2 separate regions of the Homo sapiens genome follow, and region 2 is linked to region 1. The links are chromatin loops, found by intact Hi-C in ENCODE. Cell type or tissue: PC-3. All regions are shown on one strand.

Region 1 (8,000 bases):
TCTTTTGCCACATATTGATTAGCTTAAGTACTTTAAGCACATACATGCATATTCCAGCATCAAATGAAATAAGAAACCCACATTTCAGTATTTTGCAGATCAAGTGTAGAAAAATATGTGCACGTTAATAGGATAGAGTCGTGGGCCTTTATCAGCTCTTCATGGCACAATGTTGTTGGGCAGCTGTGGTACTGAGTCTGTCCAGGTATCATTCAGGAGGTTTACAGTTCAGAATCTGTTTGTGATGGATTTAGGCTTTTGGCTTTCTTGCTCATCTGTGTATTTCCCATCTGTGAGAACTGGCATCACCAAGTTGAAGTATGTAAGTTTAGGGAACTTTTGTTTATGTTTAATGTCTCCTTTCCTGTAGGTGGGCCCATGTCATGTGCGCCGTTGCGGTCCCAGAAGTTCGATTCACTAATGTCCCAGAAAGGACACAAATAGATGTAGGCAGAATACCTTTACAGAGGTTAAAATTGGTGAGTGGCAAAGCTTCTTTTTTACCTCATAAATTAGTGTTAATTTCAAGTTCTGAATTTTTCCATTAATGCACACATTCCCAAGGTATATTTTCTCCTAGCTTTCTTTTATTTTTCTACCCTTATTTTCCTTTAGCCTAAATTTATTTATTCTTACAAATTCTTTTCCTGTTATATTGTAAGTTTGCATATAACCTTCCTCAATTTCTGTCTGAAATGAGGAAAAAGATAGTAATACATTTCCTGAATTAATGTGAACTTTCAAACTATAGGTTATCTGGTAAGATTTGTCAGTACTGGAGCTGAGCCATCTAACTCTATTTAAATTGTTTAGATTTTTCTCTCTTGACTCTCTTTGGTTGGTCTTAACCTAGCAAAATGTATCTAACCTAATTTCATTATCTCTTCACCAAGAAGAGACACACAGAGAAATAAAGAAGCTTTTATTTTTACGAAGATATTTTCTCACTCTTGAATAGGTACAAGTCACTTAATATGCCAAACTCTCTGGCTTGTTCAGAAACTGTGTAAAAATCTTCCCATTGGTTTCTGTTAAGAGCATTTTTCATTGAAAATATAGGCCTTTATTGTCTTTAACATTGAAGTAACTTTGTAGTTTTATTCAATTATGAGCCAGCAGATCCTTAGTTTAGGCCCTTATATTGCATACCTAATTAGAACTTTCCCCAAAGTTCAACTGCATGACCTTAATGTATTGGAGCACGTCTTACAGGTGGACTTAAAACTCTAGAATTTCCTGAGTCGTTGTTATTTTCCACTGAAGGTCTTTCCACTGTACAGCATTTCAGGCATCATCACTATGACTCTTTTTTCTTGACTGTTGCTTGTTTTCCCACTGCTCTTTTCCCCAATGGCGAGCTGGGTGTGCCGTCTCTGGGGCTCTCTTATAGGAACTCACAGTCTAGCCTACTGTATTTTGTTTTCGGAGAAGTGAAAGTGAACACTGTTATTTGCCATCATACCTCCATCAAGAATTTCACTTCACTAGGAAATATATGGGCCTTTCATGGAACTGATGATTACTGTGGCTGATGTGAGTGTTGGGCTTAGGATGCTCAGCATGTGGTAGTTGGAAGTTTTGTAATCTAAGATGGAAATGAGTGGGCCATTTAAATGGCCCTCTAAAGGTCACAGTGACTGTCAGAAGAAGTAAGAAGAGAGTATAATTCTTCAGCTCCTGGACTTCCATAGGAAAGCTTGAAATCTTATACCCAGATTACCAAAAAAAAAAAAAGACACCAAAAAACAAACAAAACGTTTGTAAGAATTAGGACTATAAGATATGATATCCAAAAAAAAGTTGAACTACCACATGTTAAATAATTTAATGTTTGGTGTGACAAATATTAACAAATGTTAACATTTTAATATTTTTTTCTGATTATAAAAGTAATAGATATTTGTCAAAATTCTACACCACCTTTTAAAATCACCTTTGTTTCTGTGTTATTACCAGTGCAGTGCCCCTCAGAAGGAGTAGTCACTGCTCTTGAGGCTGCCTCCACAGGCCTATGTCTTGGCTTCTCTAGTCCATAAGTGCTTCCTTAAAGATTTAACGTTACCCACATCAGTCCCAAAGGGTTTTTGAGAGAACAGCAGGGAAGGGCAGCAGGATTATTTCATCCACATTCAGGGTGTTATATCTAGAAATATCATAATTGCAAGTAAAGATGGTGAAGCTTGTCGCTTTCCTCACAGTGCTGTGCTTCATCTTGATAGTGCATATCACATTTCTCATGGAACATTTCCTTCCTTAAGCAGTCGGTACCTTTAAAAGAGCATGTCTTAACTGAATGTCATTATCACCAAAAGTCTATTCAAATGATAACATAGAGCTATGGTTACAGATGTAAACTGAGATCTGTGAAATATTTTTGGATGAAAATAGCAGCCTCTTGACCAGATTATTTTTCATATAATGTTATATTTATGGAAAGTTTCTTAGAATGATCCTCATCAAAATGCTTGTAGTAGTTATCTTTAGTGGAATAATAATACGAGGAGCAACTTCATTTGGGGGGAAGAATGTCTAAGTTTGTAATAGTTTGACAGGGGCAATGACTGAAAGTCTGGATTCTTTTTCACCAAGAGTCCTCAGGAAGGAATCATCACCCTTGTGAGTCCACTGCAGTCCAGTGTCTGTGCCCCAGTCTTCATTGATGTTCCATGGTGATCAGACTCAGAGAGGATGGCTTTGAATAATACAATTTACTTATGTGGGGAATGAAACGCACCTTTCCAGGGAATAGGATGCTCTGCCTGTATGTCGTGTTAAGGGTACACTTTCCTGACATAGGCATTCTTCTGAAGTTTAAATGGTAACCTAACAAGTTCATGGCCGGCAGGAAAGCAGAGTAGTTTTGTGTGGTATTTCATCCAGGCAAAAGTAAGTCCAGGTAAGCTATTTTATTCTGCCTATTTCATAAATATATATGTGTCTGCCAGTGTCAGTTTCAATATTTTTTTCTGGAGCTGTGGGCATTCCTTTTCTGAACTCTAGACTGTCCATTCTGCCTTCCTCTTCATACAACTGGAAAATAATAAGAATTATTTAGATGTCATAATCAATTTATTTCACCAAACAATTATCACTTGTCTTGCCATGTAGTATACATTTTTGAATCAGACACAGTTTTTGTTCTGTCAACCTTGGCATTACTGACATTTTAGAGCAGATAATTCTTCGTTGTGGAGGACTGTCATGTGCATCATAGGATTCCAGCAGCCTTCACCAAACAGGCATTGCCAGCTATCCCCTGGGAGGCAAAATCACCCTCATTTAAGAATCCACGGGTCTACAGCGAAGATATAGACAGAAAGAGAACATTTTCAATATTTGTCATTTTTAGAGAATATCTTGGTTGGAAGAACTGAATTCAAGACTGACAGAACAGAAATTGTTAAATGTTTTTAAAAACAAACCTGGATTTTTTTCTTTTTTCAAATCCAAATTTCTTTTTTGTTAGCAAAGCAATAAAGTCTGGTAACATGTGCATATCAGCTACTATATACTTATTAATTATATAATCTCATTTAACAATTTAACATTACCTGTTCTTATGGAAATTGAACAACCAAATTGAATACTAATCAAGTTTCACCTAAGATTAAAATTCTGTGATGTATGTGTATATGCACATAGTAGTCACTGAGTAAATATTTATGAAATGAATAAAAGGCAGCAAATCATTATTCATTATTTGCACGTCAGGCTTATAATGACTGTGGCTGGAGGAGTGCGATCAGACAATAACAAATGGCCTTTGCCTTTCCACGGTTTCTCCTTTAAATGTAACAGATCTAATTCACACACATGTCTGCATATTGCTCTAAAGCAAGGCATTACTTTACTTATCTGCATCACAGGAGACATATGATTAAATTGTAGAGCCCAGCAGTACTCCAGAGAGCCTATGAAACATGCATGCAGTACTCATCTTGTTGGTTGAAAATTCTGATCTTGGAACTTCTGGTCAGCTGGGGATTGAAAATGAGTGGACAAGTGGTTCATCCCTGAAGCAGCAGCAAGGGCTGCATCTCTTCAGTACCCACGAGGTGGTGCTGCTGCACCAGTTTCTTATGTTGCTCTTAAACTACCACCTCCCTTCTCTAGTGCCTAACCAGAGCTCTGGCCACACCTGCAGAGAGAGAGAGAGAGAGAGAGAGAGAGAGAGAGAGAGCGAGCGAGTGCCCAAGGGATGACAATAGAGCATCGAAAGTACTGCTCGTGATGCATTCAAAGTGTTGAATTCCAAAGGACAGTTTTTTAGTTTAGTTTTTCATTTAACTGTAGAAAAAGAGCTGCTGTCCCTTGGGGCAAGTTAGAGTTTTTCTGAATAAGTAATAAACAACACTAGTATAAAGCTAGTAACTGCAAGAGGCTAATAGAATGACTGGTGGGCAAGCATAAGTTTAAAATGTCTTCCATTATATGAAGGCTGTTTATTTTTAAAATGCTCATTATTAGCAGTCTTTCTAGAATATGAAATACTGGAATTTATGCAGAGGTATTTGAATATTTTGGTAACACTATTGTTAGTCGTTTATTTATTCAGAGCTTCAACCTACAGCTTTTGAAAAGCTCCTCTGGTAAATTATTCGTGCAAGGAGAATTTTGTGGCGGATACAGGAAAGGATTTGTTTACTTGAGCAGATTTTTTCCTCTTATGTATAATGGCCAGTTTTTAAAAAATGACAACTAATGGAAAACAAGCCTTTTGGTGCTCTTCTGTGGATTTATTGATCCTAAAATGGTGTGTGCTTCATGGAGATCCTTTAGCTCATCCAGCCACCTTGCTTGGTAATGTCACAGGTGTGGCCTTTGTTCATCATACAATTAAATGGACAACAATGATGACATTAGACTTATTTTCAAGACATTATATTTTCTTTTATTTCTGTGTCCAATTTTAAATACTTTAATAATTAACTTTTAAAAACCTAAAACATTTTAATGAAAAATAAGTTTGGCTGTAGTGGTCTCCATCCAGTTAAATTTGTTCTTTCTTTCGTTTTCTTTAACAATATTTCACTTTTGTGTAATTATTAAAGTAATTGCTGCCCCAGCTAAAAAAATGCTACAGGTTGCTATCCAAAACTACCGGGTTATTAAGTAGAGTCATCCTGTTACAGGGCAGAAATGAAAATGCTAACAAATCTTAAGAAATGAAAAGTTAGCTGAATGGGCTAAAGACTTCATATCCAAAAGGGAGAACCAGTTTCCCTGTCAGCTTCAGCATTCTTCTGATATTTAATGCAGGTTTTATATTATGTAGTATTTTTATTACCTGTCCATTAGAATAAATTGCTTTGCTTCTGAATGACTTTACTGTATGGGAAAAGTTATCCTTGTGGCAAGTCCTATTACTGCAAACCCCTTCCCTGTGCCCTGCAGCACCTTCTCTGTTCACCAAAAGAATATGTGAGGATTGGCACTTTGTAGGATAATAGGAGGCTACTGAGGACGTTTCCTTCTCCCCGTAGCCCATCTAGGGGGTTGTGTGAAGTCACAGGTGATTGGTGTGCCTGAGGACTGAAAGAAAAAGAATTGACCCCAAGTGGTATAGATTTAGAATTTATTCAGAATTTTTTCCTTTTCTTCTTTCTTTCTTATTTTCTCTACTAGTATGATTGATTGGCCGTAGTCATAAGTGAATCTCTGGAAGAAGAACAAAATTGTGCACAGACAAAAACAAGGGAACATAGAGATATATAAAACACACATTAAGACAGAATGGCCTATTTTGTTTTTACAATATAAAAATGATCAGGAAGAAGGATTAAGGATGGGACTTTAGAGATAACAAATGATGTTTTTATGGTATCACACAGAAGGAAGAAGGCGGTAGGGTTTGGAGACAGATCACTGTAAAAATCTTAGATTTGATTATAAAATTTAAGAGAAGGACATTTTAAAAATCTAGCAAAAGGAGTTAAAAAGAAGTATGGATTTCTGGTAGTTGCTGTATGTTTACCATGAATGTTTATTGTATACATTGATCACTTCCTGCAGCTTAAATTAATTAAAGATCTGTGGTATTTTTGTAAATAAGCCAGCAGAGCAGGTTTGTGGGTTTTAAGAAATCTTAGGAAGTTGTAGCAGATCCTAAATGCAACTATTAGTTTTAAATACTCTATTTGGAGATAAAGTTTTCAAATAGGACTGTTGTATGAATATTTAAATATTAAATCACATCTTTCAATGCAGCGGATGTCTGTTCTGATTGCTGTCATTGCATAACAAACTTAGCATTGAGACCATCCTGGCCAACATGGTGAAACCCCATCTCTACTAAAAATACAAAAATTAGCCGGGTGTGGGTGGTGCATGCTTGTAGTACCAGCTGCTCGGGAGCCTATCGCAGGAGAATTGCTTGAACCTGGGAGGCGGAAGTTGCAGTGAACCGAGATGGCGCCACTGCACTCCATCCTGGCGACAGAGCAAGGCTACGTCTCAAAAAACAAACAAACACAAAAAATTTGGCATTGTTCATGGGTCACAAATGCATCCGTCCTCACAGTGGTGTAGCACAGTGCCTTTGGTTTCTATGTCTTTAGACCTTTCTAGGACTTTTACATTTGAAATCCTATTTCTGCAACCAAATAGAGGGAGAAATGAATTTTGGAATAGCAGGATTTGCCCCTGGGCATTCGATGACCTCTGATTTGTGTTTGACAAGTGAACAAAGCCCAGGCACAAGTGTTCTCTGAGTGAAGAACATTATTTTGAAAAGGAATTTACACTACAATGATGACTGAGCTACAAGCCTTTCCGTGTCTGGCTGAGACCATACTATTCTGCTTAGAAGCCTCTGTACACTTTAAAATTTGTACCTGAAGGCAAATAATAGTGAACCTGCAAGCCAAAGATTATAGTTTTGAAAGGTATATCAATTCTGAAAATAGAGTGGTTTCACTGTGGTATTCCATCTCAAGAGTTGAATCAAGGGGGAGAAAATACAATCACACTTCCTATTTCTTAGACGAAGGCGCATGTTCTCTTGCCAACTGACTCATGTTATCAGATATACTGAATACTAAAAATAGAATTATTGAGAGGTAGAGATAGGGTCTGCCTCTTGTGCTGTAAGATCACTCAGAGTTCTATTTAGTTAATGTTACAGCAATGTTCGTGAGCAACTTGGCTTTCTTTCTGAAAGAATCAAGGTTGTATTTGACAGGGCCTCTGTTAATGCATTTTAGGAAATGTAAAGACATATTGATTATCTTTCATCATGCTAAAAGAAAAGAAGTAGTGTCGTAAAGGCAATCAGAAAAAGTCAGTATGTTCCACATTAACTCATGTACCGATTTATTCATAGGCTCAGGTATTTTTAAAGACAGAGAAGTTCTAAGAAAATAATAAACATTGACAATGATGAGAAAACTTATTGCTTAAACAGTAATCAGTAGTGTTAATGTGCACAAAAAGTGCTTTGAATAGTGAACTATTCTAAAGGAGGAGTAAGAGGTACTATACTACAGATGACACGGTTGTGGTATGGTATGTGGTGTCTTATTATTTAACACGGCCAGTATAAAATTATATAACATCATTAAGATAATGTTCTTCAGGATTTCAACATACATATGTCTCCAGCTTTGTAAGGTTTTTAAATAAGTGTAGTGCAAAAAAAAAAAAGTACATTAGTAGCTGTATAGTACTTAACTGTCAGAATGATTTGCTACAGGGACTAGATCCTATTGCAAGCTGTCAAATTTGTATATTGCTGTAATACCAAACCATAAAATCTTTTGAGTAAAATGGAAAATGTCAGATGGGCATGGCTACAAATAATATACTTTCTGAAGGCTGTAGATGTCTATAGGAGAAAATGTGTAAATGCATGAAATGTTATCTTGTTACTATGGATTTTTCTTTATCTGTTGAGAGAAAAACTGTGAGACAAAAGGAAATTGACTGGAGCCTTTAAATTTTCAGTTTTGAAGTCATTTTTTCCTGAGGGCTAATTTTAAAAACATTATTAGACAGGTGGGACT
Region 2 (8,000 bases), 230 kb before region 1:
ATAACATGCAGGTCAGTCTTCAGTGGCCCCTTGGAACCAATGTTTTGCACCAAAAGGGGGTAGCTTATCCTCACTGTCAGAGTACCCATGGAGCAATTTAGCCTTTGGATTCTGTAATAAACCTATGGGATAGCATTTCATAAAGACTGAGAATTTCCTGTGTGTGTAACCATCTTTGATGATAGTTTTCTGCAGGTCACTGGAGGAAGGTAGCCACACTTCACTGTGAGGGGATGGTGCCCTACCTGTCACCTTCAACTTCTGCTATCTCACACTGTTGTTGGATGTTTCAGACCATTTTGCACTTGCTTTGAAACTTAGCTCCTTCACTGAATCACGTTGCTCCTTCGTTGCTGCTGCCTCCAGATCTCCAAAGGTGTCCCCTACCCTCTCCTGTACCAGCCAGATAATCATTGGTCTCCTACCCTGAGAATGGCTATGAGTCCACTGCAAAAGGAATTTCTCTAGTTTTTCAAAATCTTGAGTCACATGGTGAAGCTCTTCAGGAGCAACTCTGCTATGTTGAAGAGATTGGGACATGTCAAGTTAATATCTGATGGGCCTCCTTCCTTCAGTACGCACCATCACTTCCAACTCTTCGTAGGCTTCTGTAGGTCTCATATGCTCACTTACTTTCTCCTCGGGTTTTTCTACTTTTTCAGGAGACATTTTCACTCATACTGATGGGAAGATGACAGCAGTAATGCCAATACACTTAATGTGGGCGCTAGAAATAATCCTTTTGGGAAAACATCTGAGATACAACTTAGCTGCAGACTATATTCTCTGACCTAGATTTGTATACAACTGAAACAGTTCTGTTGGTGGACACCATCATAGAGAGTCTTTGATTTGGACAGTGAATATTGGGTAAAAAAATTATTGTAGCAAATAGTTGGAAAATGATAACAGAGGATGAAGGTTACTTGTATTTGTTTTTGTGGTATTTCTTTTCGTGGCTATTTCTTCTGCAGTAGACTCTGAGTTCATTGGTGACAGGTGTCATTTCTCATGTATTCTCTAGCTCCAGTCTCTAGCATAGGGTCTGATGAGTGCATGGCATTGGAAAAATAGCTGTGAAAAATATTGTGATCTGATAACAGACTGCAGCAAGATGGTCTAGTTACAGCAAGAGGCTTGGGGAGGGCTTCGGATGAGAAGGGTGAAGAGGGTTCAGGTGAGCTTCCCCAGTGTGCATTTTTCTGAACTCTTTTACTCCAAGACAGTAGTTCTCAAACTTTCATCTTAAGGCCCTGTTACAATTGTAATAATTATTGTGAACCTCAAATAACTTTCATTTAAGGAGGTTATATCTATTGTTTTTTATTGTATTAGAAATTAAGGCCGGGCGTGGTGGCTCACGCAAGACTCCGTCTCAAAAAAAAAAAAAAATTAAGAGAATATTTAAAAAATATTTAATTCATTAAAACAGTCCATTATATATCAACATACATTATTTTATACAAGGTGACCATAGGGTAGAGAGGAGCAGACAGAAAAAGAAAAGGTGACTGTATTTCCCCAATTAAAAAATTAGTAGGAAGAGTCACATTATTTTACATTTTTCAAATCTCTTATGTCTAGCTCAATAGAAGATTGTGGCCAGGTACGGTGGCTCACACCCATAATCCCAGCACTTGGGGAGGCCGAGGCGGGTGGATCACCTGAGGTCAAGAGTTCGAGACCAGCCTGGCCAACATGGTGAAACCCCATCTCTACTAAAAATACAAAAAAATTAGCCGGGTGTGGTGACATGCACCTGTAGTCCCAGCTACCCGAGAGGCAGAGTCAAGAGAATTGCTCAAACCCAAGAGGCAGAGGTTGCAGTGAGCTGAGATAGTGCCATTGCACTCCAGCCTGGGCAACCAGAGTGAAACTCGGTCTCAAAAAAAAAAAAAAAAAAAAAAGATAGCTGGATTTTTATATCAGCTTCTACATTTAATCTGTTATAAAGTCATATGTCCTATAGCTTCTGGAAAACTCTATACTCATGAGAGTGAAAAAGGCAAATACTAATTAATGTTCTGGTATAATTTTGAAAATAGTTTTGATGTCACAGACCCTCTGACAAGGTCTGCGTGTCTTCCTGTGGTCCTCGGAAAACACCTTGACAACTGCTTCGGTAAGATACATAGCAAAAGATGACTTATCTATTGCACATAGATGATGCAGAGATCTTAGGGCAAGGTAACTGTGTTCTATCTTTATTTATTGGCCTTCAGGTAACTGCATTCCTGATATGTTTCTGAAAGAACGAATCACCTTCAGAGACAGTGATTCTCAAACTGGAAGCCATGGAGTTCTTTGGGGTACATCATGTCCTGTGTTTTGTCTTATAAACCAGGCAAAATTTTACAAGTGGACAGCATGTGAACTCATGTCTCTGCATCTCAAAATATAGAAAATATTTTAAATTGTACCTCCAAGATTTTTCTTCAATATTAATTTGCTGGCCTATTGCTTTTGTTATCTTCAGGTATTTATTAATGGAAAAGTGATAGAAAATTTAAAACAGTTTGAAAAATATTGTGGCAAATCTTTTTTTTATTTATTTCTCTGTCTCTCTTAAGACAAGGTCTCACTCCATTGCACAGCCTGCAGTGCAGTGTCACAATCACAGCTCACAGCAGCCTCCACCTCCCAGGCTCAGGTGATCCTTCCACCTCAGCCTACTGAGTAGCTGGGACTACGTGTGTGCGCCACCATGCCCAGCTAATTTTTTGTAGTTTTTGTAGAGACGGGATTTCACTATATTGCCCAGGCTGATCTCAAACTCCTGGCTTCAAGTGATCTTCCTGCCTCCGCCTCTCAAAGTTACGGGATTACTGGCATGAGCTACTGTGCCTGGCCTTGTGGAGAATCTTAATACAAAAAAATATAAATGTTTTATATATTTCTTCTTGAGCTGGGGAAAAGTTTTTTTTTTTTTGCTATGCTCGTACTAGGTGGATGGGTGGTTGGTGTCCTATTCTTTCCATTTTGTTTTTAGTTTTCTTGATAATCTATAAGTATAAATTACACCACTTTAAGGTAAAAGTTACCTTTTTGTTAATATAAACATTACATATGAAAAATATGGGAAGGTATTACATAGAGAAAATGAAAATCATTCATAATCCTGGCATTCAGAGAAAACAGCTGTCAAAACTGTTTTGTATATTTCCTTCCATTTTTTCTCTATGAATGCTCCATAATTGCATATAAAAAAAATTTTTGTGGTACAATGAACATAGTTTTATCCCCCTTCTGTTTGACCCATTGTGAATGCTTTCCCATGATGATAGATGTTCTTCAACAAGATGATTGAAAATTTATCTTATTTGGCCGGGCGCGGTGGCTTATGCCTGTGATCCCAGCACTTTGGGAGGCCAAGGTGGGTGGATCACCTGAGGTCAGCAGTTCAAGACCAGCCTGGTCAACATTGTGAAACCCTGTCTCTACTAAAAATACAAAAAATTAGCCAGGCATGGTGGCAGGGACCTGTAGTGCCAGCTATTGGGGAAGCTGAGGCAGGAGAATCGCTTGAACCTGGGAGGTAGAGGTTGCAATGAGCTGAGATCGCGCCACTGCACTCCAGCCTGGGCGACAGAGTGAAACTCCATCTCAAAAAAAAAAAAAAGAAAATGTATCTTATTTTTATTGTTTTTATTGGCAGGATGGTTTTCACAGGTAGAGGAAAGCAGATAAATCTAATATGAAGGATGTGGGTGGGTGGAGGCGGGAGAGTATGACAGCTCCTGATCTTGTGTTGGTCAGTGTGGGGCAGGGCACAGTCCACAGTGGGTGGCCAGATCGCTGCTAACCTGAGAGAGTGGCACCTTGCACAGACACCCACTGCCCCATTTTCTGCCATTCTTCTGCAGCTTCTTGAGATTGAAGACTTTATTAAACATCACAGAATATTTGACCTGTTTTCGTTTATAATCAATGTCTGCCATTCCTAGCTGTGACTTTCAGGAAAGCTCTGTGTTTTTCTCAGAGTCTTCATCTACAAGGGGAAGAAATTGAATTAACTGCTCTCTCTCGTTCCTTCCAGCTCAGAAATGTTTACTTTATGATAAGCAATATTTAAGATGAACTAAATTCAATGATAGTGAATTTTTGTCAGTTCCAGATTTCTCTTGTATTAGAATTTTGTCAAATCAAGAGCTCCTTTATAAGAAACCTGTTGGTGAGGCATGGGAATCTTTTCACACCAAGGTGTTAGACATAGTGGCATTTAACCTATAGACTTTTTTTCCCTCTCCCTCAATGGGGTAGCTTAAATACCTTCATCCAGCAGATGGTGCTCTTGGACAGCAAATTTATTTGAGGCTGTGGGTTTCCAAATGAGGTAAAACAGTTTAAACGGTTTGAGTCACCAGGAGAGTTCCTTTCCATTTTTTATTTTTATCATGTCAGGATATCATTTACTTTGAAATAACAAATCGTTCAAAGCCAGAACACTAACTGCCTAAATTTCACATCCAAGGCAAAGATGTCATCCTAGACAGGTTTTGACGCAGAGAGAGAGCTATTGGCTTGTAGGATTGTGACTTTCAGGTTTTAGTTCTGTGAAATAAGGCTTCTAGGTAATCACAGCTCATTTATCTGCTAGCATGTTATGGCTGCTCTTTAGTGAAGCAGGTCAGCTTGCATGACCCCAAAAGTTATCATCCAGACAGGGGAGGTGATGGACAGCTTTATTGGTCACATTGCATCCAGAATGTTTCCGTTAGTTCTAGAAGCTGTGTTTTCAGAGGGGTGTTGCCAGAGCAGCACAGCTGGGATGGTGCAGGAATTGTTGGAAGAGCAGTTAAAGCCCATGTGGTTGTTGCCCCTGAGAATGGTGCAAGTAGGAAGGTTAGGTGGGATCACTGTGGGAAAATTCAGTCTGTCTCTGGAATAAGTTTCTTTTTTTTTTTGAGACGGAGCCTCGCACTGTCGCCCAGGCTGGAGTGCAGTGGCGTGATCTCAGCTCACTGCAAGCTCCGCCTCCCAGGTTCAGGCCATTCTCCTGTCTCAGCCTCCCGAATAGCTGGGACTACAGGAGCCCACCACAACGCCCGGCTAATTTTTTGTATTTTTAGTAGAGACGGGGTTTCACCATGTCAGACAGGCTGGTCTCAATCTCCTGACCTTGTGATCTGCCTGCCTCGGCCTCCCAAAGTGCTGGGATTACAGGTGTGAGCCACCGTGCCCGGCCATCTCTGGAATAAGTTTCTAAGGAATACATCTGCCCCAGAGCAGGTTGGGCTGCCACTTGAGGTAAGGAAATACTGACCTTGGAATGTTCACGTAGAGACCGTCTGATCTTCTGTCAGACATAGTTTAAAAATTTGGGGTGGGGCCAGGTGCGGTGGCTCACGCCTGTAATCCCAGTACTTTGGGAGGCTGAGGTGGGTGGATCACCTGAGGTTGGGAGTTCGAGACCAACCTGGCCAAAGTGGAGAAACCTCGTCTCTACTAAAAAATATAAAATTAGCCGGGCGTGGTGACACATGCCTGTAATCCCAGCTACTCAGGAGGCTGAGGCAGGAGAATTGTTTGAACCTGGGAGGTAGAGGTTGGCATGAGCCGAGATGGCGCCATTGCACTCCAGCCTGGGCAACAAGATCGAAACTCCGTCTCAAGAAAAAAAAAATTGGGTTGGATAGGATGTGAGTAGAATTGGCCGTTTCTCTTTTCACTCTTCTCTTTACCTCTCAACTGTTAAACTTCACAGTTGAAACATACTTAAATGTTTAATAACCTGGTAAATTGATAAATCAACAAATATGTGTGGAGAATCACTCTGAGTGATCGATGATTGTGAGACGTGTCAGCAATGGTGGGTGTTGGCCAGTGCAAGGAGCTTACTGGTTAGCTTGAGAGTCATGAATGGTTTCCCTGAGGGATAAACAACACACACTATACAGGCAGAAGCCTGGTGGATGGCATGAATACTACACACAGTAGGAGTGTAAAGAGGTGAAGATTACTGGGCACTGGCAAAGTCCACAAGACTGTACTGAGAATCCAGGGCATTATGGACATTAGGCATGGTGAGCAATGTGAGGGATGAGGAAGCTGAGCCTGTTTTGTGAGTTCTGGATGATTGGCATGCCTAGAGGGGCAGATTTCTGTGGGAAAGTATTAGGGACACAGCAGTGAGAATTCAGTGAGAATTACTAAAGGAGAAAGAACATGAAACTCAGAGGTGAAAAGTGAGAGTTTTAGTGCTGAATTTGGCTGGTGAACATAAAGTCATTGACAATTTCAGCTGGAAAAAACTTTGGAGATCATCTGGTATAATAGTCAACACATTGATAGATAAGGAAGCTCAGACTGAATGTTAGGGTTTATCCTAGATGACTCCTACTTAGTGGCAGAGCTGGGAGACCCCCCTTTCCTATTCTGTCTCTACTCTTTCAGACAGTCACCAGGAAGGATGGTTAGAGCTTGAACACTGTGTATACTCTGGAGCTCTTCTTGTCTTGGATTGGTGTCTGTTGAGGCCTCTGCTGGTCAGAAGGGCATTTCCCCTGCAACCCAGCCTTGCCTGCAGGTTTACAGAAGGGCTTTGATAAGGTATATCTATTGGAAGCCCAGTTCCTGCTTTGGGCCTGCTGTTTTCCATTTCACAAAAAGGAATATAAAGATAATCTAGATTTCATCTTTATTATAATTTTGTAAGATATAAAAGCCTGTGTTTTTTTTCTGGGGTGAATTTATAAATAGAGTAGAAAGATTCAAGTAATTCTTGTCAGAAAGGAACCATTCATCTACAACTTCTCCTAGAATCTGTTTTACAGATGATCAAAAATATGGGGCAGTGTTTCTGTACCAAAATTTTTTTTAGTGTTTTCCTTATTACAGCAAAAAATGTAAAACAACTTACATGTTACAAAGGAGAAATACGGATACAAATTGTTAAAGCCATGAAGTAATATGTACAATAAAATGTTAAGAAAATGTTTGTAACACAGTGGTATGTGAGGAAACCAGGATAACCGTGTATAGATATATCTCCAAGATTTTGGAATGCCCACTCTGGATTTCCAGTATTGCTTACAATCTCCCTCATAATTCATTCACTTGCCCAAGGGTAGAGAGCAGCAGGTCTGGCTGAGATGAGGGAGGTCGTGGAGCTGCTTCCCACACCCCAGCATCCTAGTATGGTTTCTTCAAAATAAGTCACCAGCTGTCAGTGGGCTTTTGGGGGGTCACTGGTGCAGAGTTAGAGTCATGAATGCCAGGAGTCTGATTCTAAATATATGCTAGTTACAACAAGTTTTTAAGAGAAAGATGTCACTAAAATGATAAAATGGTTTTCTCTTCTTTGCAGATTTATATATTTGATATTTTAAAGTTTACTTTCCAAATGTCCTATAATGATGAAGTATAGTTTAATATTTAGGAGAATTATTGTTAGTTTTCCTTTTCCATTGAAGGAATAATGTGCCTATGTGTATGATCCAGAATTTTATTCTGTGAAGAATGAAGAATGAAAATGAGGCCACTGGAAGTACCTTAGGCTGTTTTTCTTTATGAAGAATAAAAGGGAAACTCAGTAGCACCAGCCCTCTGCCATGTGTTATGAGAGTGTGTTAAATCTGACATTGCTTTAAGAAATAGCAGCTGTAGAGAAAATGAAGCAAGGTGGAAAAAACCAACAACTGGGAGAAACTGAAGGAAAAATCACAGAGTGGTATAGAGGAATTGGGAAGAACAGGTATATTCTTTATTTAAACTGGGATTTTCCAGGTATTAGTGGTTAAGAAAAGGCTCAAGTACAGCCCATACTTTGCTACCATTCAAGAATTAAGTGGTACTCACTTTTCCTTTTGTTAGATCACGTTAGTGTCATAGACTCTGTTATTTTTTTTCTTATTTTAATCCACTAGTCAGTGGGGGAAGCGGGGATCTGTGGATTTTACTATCGAAGAAATATATCAGTCAGACAATATTCTGCTGCCAGTAATAAAGACCTCAGAATCAGTGGCTGAAACAAATTGGGCATTTAGTTTTCTTTCATGTAA

Evidence for each region. A loop is a pair of places that touch in the nucleus more often than their neighbours do. Peaks named below come from ENCODE experiments on the same cell type or tissue, not always from the same donor. Only the 100,000 strongest peaks of a DNase experiment are listed, where the experiment ranks them.
Region 2: it touches region 1 in a loop (15-fold over the local background); 15 of 110 quality-filtered maps call a loop at or near these places.

What each region holds. Positions count from the first base shown.
Region 1 is chr9:7,048,722-7,056,721 of GRCh38, forward strand. KDM4C (lysine demethylase 4C) reads left to right here. Exons shown (of 22, transcript NM_015061.6): 17 at 371-479. Among named protein-coding and RNA genes, the nearest start is that of KDM4C, 290 kb to the left of the region's middle. In PC-3, CTCF peaks have their summits at 4,024 (motif pointing right) and 4,225; a DNase peak (open chromatin) is centred at 4,060; H3K4me3 peaks cover 390 bases; H3K27ac peaks cover 979 bases.
Region 2 is chr9:6,823,262-6,831,261 of GRCh38, forward strand. All of the region lies in intron 4 of KDM4C (lysine demethylase 4C), which reads left to right. Among named protein-coding and RNA genes, the nearest start is that of KDM4C, 69 kb to the left of the region's middle. In PC-3, CTCF peaks have their summits at 4,272 (motif pointing right), 4,293 (motif pointing right) and 5,890; DNase peaks (open chromatin) are centred at 4,290 and 5,970; H3K27ac peaks cover 455 bases.